Linked DNA regions of Homo sapiens: region 1 is linked to region 2. A link is a loop called in an ENCODE intact Hi-C map of the cell type or tissue named here. Cell type or tissue: ovary. All regions are shown on one strand.

What was found. Hi-C counts contacts between places; a loop is a spot of excess contacts. Peaks named below come from ENCODE experiments on the same cell type or tissue, not always from the same donor. Only the 100,000 strongest peaks of a DNase experiment are listed, where the experiment ranks them.
Region 1: a loop joins it to region 2, with 4 times the contacts of the local background. A loop is called at or near these places in 6 of 110 quality-filtered maps.

Annotation. Positions count from the first base shown.
Region 1 is chr4:52,721,230-52,723,729 of GRCh38, forward strand. No RefSeq gene overlaps it. Among named protein-coding and RNA genes, the nearest start is that of SNORA26, 9.2 kb to the left of the region's middle. RefSeq lists silencers at 764-903, 1,084-1,133 and an enhancer at 1,294-1,593. In ovary, no CTCF peak of the experiment used is centred here; a DNase peak (open chromatin) is centred at 1,282; H3K4me3 peaks cover 1,388 bases; H3K27ac peaks cover 1,513 bases.
Region 2 is chr4:54,233,447-54,235,946 of GRCh38, forward strand. The region is part of intron 1 of PDGFRA (platelet derived growth factor receptor alpha); the gene reads left to right. Among named protein-coding and RNA genes, the nearest start is that of PDGFRA, 5.4 kb to the left of the region's middle. RefSeq lists enhancers at 1-427, 238-357, 865-914 and silencers at 1-17, 979-1,086. In ovary, CTCF peaks have their summits at 34 (motif pointing left) and 1,003 (motif pointing left); DNase peaks (open chromatin) are centred at 15, 575 and 955; H3K4me3 peaks cover 2,018 bases; H3K27ac peaks cover 1,663 bases.

The DNA.
Region 1 (2,500 bases), 1.5 Mb before region 2:
CAGGTATCTACAGTATTTTGTATTCTCTTCCCGATTGCACGATTTTTTCAGTGCTTTGCTTTCAGGGAAAACAGACTCAGGCTGGTCTTTCTTATGGTATTAAGTACAGGCTACTTTAAGATAATTTTGTGGTGTTTGCTAAATTCAAGAAATCAATACAGGCCGGGCGTGGTAGCTCACACCTGTAATCCCAGCACTTTGGGAGGCCGATTCCGGCGGATCACCTGAGGTCAGGAGTTCAAGACCAGCCTGGCCAACATGGTGAAACCCCGTCTCTACAAAATATACAAAAATTAGCCGGGCGTGGTGGCTGGCGCCTGTAATCCCAGCTACTTGGGAGGCTGAGGTGGGATGATCGCTTGAACTCGGGAGGTAGAGGTTGCAGTGAGCCGAGATCGCGCCACTGCACTCCAGCCTGGGCGACAGAGCGACACCGTCTTAAAAAAAAAAAAAAGAATTCAATACATAGTGTCATGTGCCTTTACTGGGGGAATCTCCTTTACCTTTTGGGGAGGCTGATAGGGCTGCTTAAAATATTTGTATTAGGCACTGGAAGATGTAAACGGGACCTTATCCTATTTAAACTCTCTTTAAATTAGCTAGAAATGGGCTGGGAACAACAGGAACCCACCATTTAACTACGGCGGCTAATCCCCCAAGTATGGTAACATACTGTACTGCACCCCCTAAAAGTGTGTTACCAACAGGACCACAAACAAGTTTGCCCACTGTTTTTAATGCAAATGTTCCTTTCAAGATCGCAAACCCTTCAATACACAGGGCCTAATCCAGTCGCGCTTTACTACTACGGGTTACTCCCGCCAACTGGCAGGGGAGCCGCCCCGGGCCCCGCGGAAAAGGCAGGTGCGCGTGAGGGAAAGCATGAGAGCCCGGGCCGCGCCCACCTCGGCCCCAGGCACTACGGGTCCTGCGGGTCCCGCGGGTCCCGGATTCGAGGCGAAGCGGCCCAGAGCCTGCGGCTGCTCAGACCTCCTCACCGCGCCCACCTCCCAGCCACCTCCTGGCTCCAGGTCCAGAGCAGGAGCAGGACTACCGGGGTCCCTGGCACACAAGGAGCAGAAATACCTTGAGGGGCGGGACCAAGTAGCCCAGCGCTGGAGGAAGACCCGCACCCTCGCGGGAGTTCTGAGAGCCTTAGCAGGCCGCGACAACACTGGGAGACGTGTCTGCCAATCACCGGATGGGGGCGGTCCTGGGGGGGGGGTCATGCAATTGGCTAAGCACGGAGAAGCTCTCGTTCCATTGGCCATTTTTCCGGCCTCAAGCCCACCCCTAGGCCTGAATCCCCGTCGCGTTCCGCCGGTCTGCTTCTCGGCCGAAAGGCTGGGGAGGAGGAGAGGAAACGCCTGGGTTAGTTTTGGTTCCTTCTGCTGGCGCTCAGGCTGCTGGAAGAGTCCTAGACCTTCACCCGTGGTCCCTTGGGCCCGTTTCACGCCCACGTTCTGACATGTCCTGTGGTATTCTGTACCTCTGCCTTCTACCCTGTGTCCCACGCTGATCCATCCTAGGCAGGGAGAAGGCAGCGTCGCAGGGACAATGCCAAAATCAAGATATTTCTCTTAGAGCTTTCTAATATTAATACCTTATGTCTAGGTATGGTATACAATAAGCATATATATATTTTATAAATCTAAAACCACTCCCCCTCATTAAATCATCAAACTAGTCCCAATGAAGTAGGTACTGTTATTCCTTATTTTTCAAGCAAGGAAACATGAGCAGGAGGATTTAGTGATCGGCTCACGTCCTGTCATGTTTACTTCCTAAATATCAGCTGTATCCTGTCCTCATTCCTATTCCCTTGCTCTAATTCAGACCTTCATAATTGCTTGCCTGGATTAGTTCTACAAATAGCTCCCAACTCCTTTCCCGGTCATCCTCCAAAGCCAAAGATTAATCTTCCTAATGCAAATCTGATTGTGTCTCTTAAACCCTTCTCAAGCCTCTCAAATGTCAACTCCTTCTGTGGCACCTCATTGCCTGTAGGTTCTGGCAGAGACTGCTTTTTATTGAAATATAACATGACCACAGATGAGTACACAAAAATGCACATTCGGCTGAAATTTCACAAACTAATCACAGTCCTGCCACCAACAACTAATTTAAGAAACAGAACATGGCGGGGCGTGGTGGTTCATGCCTGTAATCCCAGCACTTTGGGAGGCCGAGGTGGGCAGATCGCTTGAGGTCAGGAGTTTGAGACCAGCCTGGCCTACATGGTGAAACCCTGTCTCTACTAAAAATACAAAAATTAGCTGGGTGTGGTGGCACACGTCTGTAATCCTAGCTACTCCGGAGGCTGAGGCAGGGGAATCGCTTGAACCCGGGAGGTGGAGGTTGCAGTGAGCGAGATCATGCCACTGCACTCCAGCCTGGGTGACAGAGCTATACTACATTAAAAAAAAGAAAAAAAGAAATAGAAAGAAAGAGAGAGAGAAAGGGAAGGAAGAAAGGGAGGGAAGGAAGGAAGGAAGGGAGG
Region 2 (2,500 bases):
AGATTCGCGGGGCTGTCGCGCCCTCTAGTGGGCTCCGGGGACGCATCCCGCTTTCCCCAGCCCCGGGCGGTCGGCGCCGCTATCTCAGTGGAGCGCAGCGCTGGAACCCCGGGGGCCCGGAGCGGAGGCTAATCTGGGTCACCTTTCCCCTCCTCCGGGCAGCCAGTGGACTCCTCGCAGGCTCTGTGTGGGCCCGGGAGGCGCCGGGTGGACGAGAGGGGGCCGAGGTCTCTGGGTTTGGATTGAGAATGGGACGTCCTTGTAATTCAATGTGGGAGAAGCAGGGGAGTGTGGAGGAGGACGGGTCCCGTGCGTTCTTGGGGGGCAGGCGCCGTCTTCTGCGTTCCAGCCCCTCGCCAGCTCCCTTGCCCCGCGGGCGGCCTGTTGCTGTTTGTTTGTTTTACGACCCTGCGTTATTGTGCAACGGTAACAGTCGTTTCCAATCAGCTGCGCGGCCGTCGCGGCCCTCGCCAGGCTGGTTTATGGGGGCGGCGGTGGCGCGCGGACAGATAGGACAGCGCGGCCCGGGAACGGCGTCGAGGTCCAGGCGGTCCCCCTGCCCCGAGGGGGCGGAAATGCTGAGGTGGCGAGAGCGTGGGTTGCACAGAACCCTAGTAGCGAGTCCGGCTGAGCCTCTGCGGCCTAGCCCAGCAGCGTCGTCTTCCCGGCTCCGAAGACGTCTTCCCGAAGCCCCGCTGCCCCGGCGCACCAGCTCCCGGTGATGGGGATGATGATGGGGATGATGGGGAGATGTCCCCGAATTCTCCTGGGGTCCCGAGGAGATTTAGCCATTTTCAACAGCAGTTTTCCTATTTCTGCTTAAACCCCGCGGGCTTTCAACTGAGGTCACCACGAAAGCTAAAAGTACAACCTAAGGAAGGAAGAGACTGGAAATTAACATTTGGGGTAGTGGAGCTCAGAATTCCTCGCAGCGGCGTCTGTGTCGCAACCCGTGGACGCACGTCCTTGGACCAACACTGCCATCTGCTGGCCACTCGTAAGAACTACTGCGACCCGCTGTGAGAATGGGCTTCGCGGAGACCATTAGGAAGGTGCTTTATTTTTTATTTTTTATTTATTTTTTGCTCAGTAGGACCGTAATAGGTGACTGATTTTCTTTTGCTGTGAGGCTACAAGAATTGCTGGAAGACAACATTTTTATTTCGTGGAAATTTGTGTTGTGTTTCTCCTTGGTTGTTAATGCTTTGCATTTACATAGTGAACATCTTATTATCAGAGCTGGCCTGTGAGGAGGGTAGTGGGGGGGCATTGATGTTCCCGTTTCTGAGTGAGGAGACCTATGTCGGGGCCTTGGTGACCTCAAGCCGAATGCTCAAACTGCTACTGCTACTCCTAAGGTTGTGCCATTAGGAGTCACACCCGTTTGGTGATATTCAAAAGGATATGTCATTTTATTCTCCCGTGGTTAAATATATGGTGAGAGGAGAGCAGGCATGTTTATGAGCCCAGATTGTCCCATAAAAGGCTCCTGTTTAAAAACACTCCAGCCCCCTCCCATTACTGGAATGTCTGATGGAGCTCCGGGAGATCAAAACAACAAAACAGGCTCTGGTAGGGTGCAGAGGTCCTGGTAAACACACCCTCTGCTGGAAAACAGGGAGAAGTTTCCACCAGTGTAGACCTGCACTTGGTTTGCCTGGGCTGAAGTTAGGAGACTGCGTAGAAAAAGGAAAATGTGTAATTTTCACAGTTAGAATTAACTTAGGAGAGCTGAAATTAACTGAGCCTCGGAAATCTGAATCTTGAAGTCACCAGTGGCTTTTGGGGCTGTGAGAGAGTCTCCTGTGGTCTTTAATCATGTGAGGGTGGGGTGAAATTCAATATTCAGTGGTTCTGCAATGGGATGCACTGTGCAATTGGTGATTGAGAAGCCAACTCTCTGGCTTTAGGAGAAGAATGTCTTGCTGTTAGTCCTTCTGGAAATAGAGCCTTGCATTGCCTACTGTCTGTTTACACTACCTTTGCACATTGCCTTTGGTTATAGAGTCATGTCCAATGGCTCTTTACTTCTGTTTGCAGGGCAGGAGATGGCACCCTGTTAAAGAGAAAGGATAGTAGCTGCAAAGTCATTTGTTTCTCTGTTTCTGTGACTGTATATATTGGCTCATCTTTGAATGGTCTTTATAGCCACACCAGGCTGGAGGTAACAGGGTCATGGGAGTGGACTGCTGGTGTGGGCTGAATCAGAGTTCAGATCCATGTCTCCAGGAGGTAGGAGGTGCAGGGCAAGTCATGTGGCTTCTGGGGCATCCCTCACTTTCTTAGTTAAGGAGAAGTTGAAGGAGCCGATCTAAAATATCTTGGGAGTCTGCAGAAAAAGTCGTGAAAATCAAAGCACTTTCAATTAAACTATATAATTTAGTCCTTACAAGAATGCCACAGGGCAAGCAACCAGTCAGGCCTTGGTAGTCGTGCTTCCTAGAAGAAAAGACTGAGGTTCAGAGAGTTGGATAGAGTATCAGATTTGGGATCAGTGGCT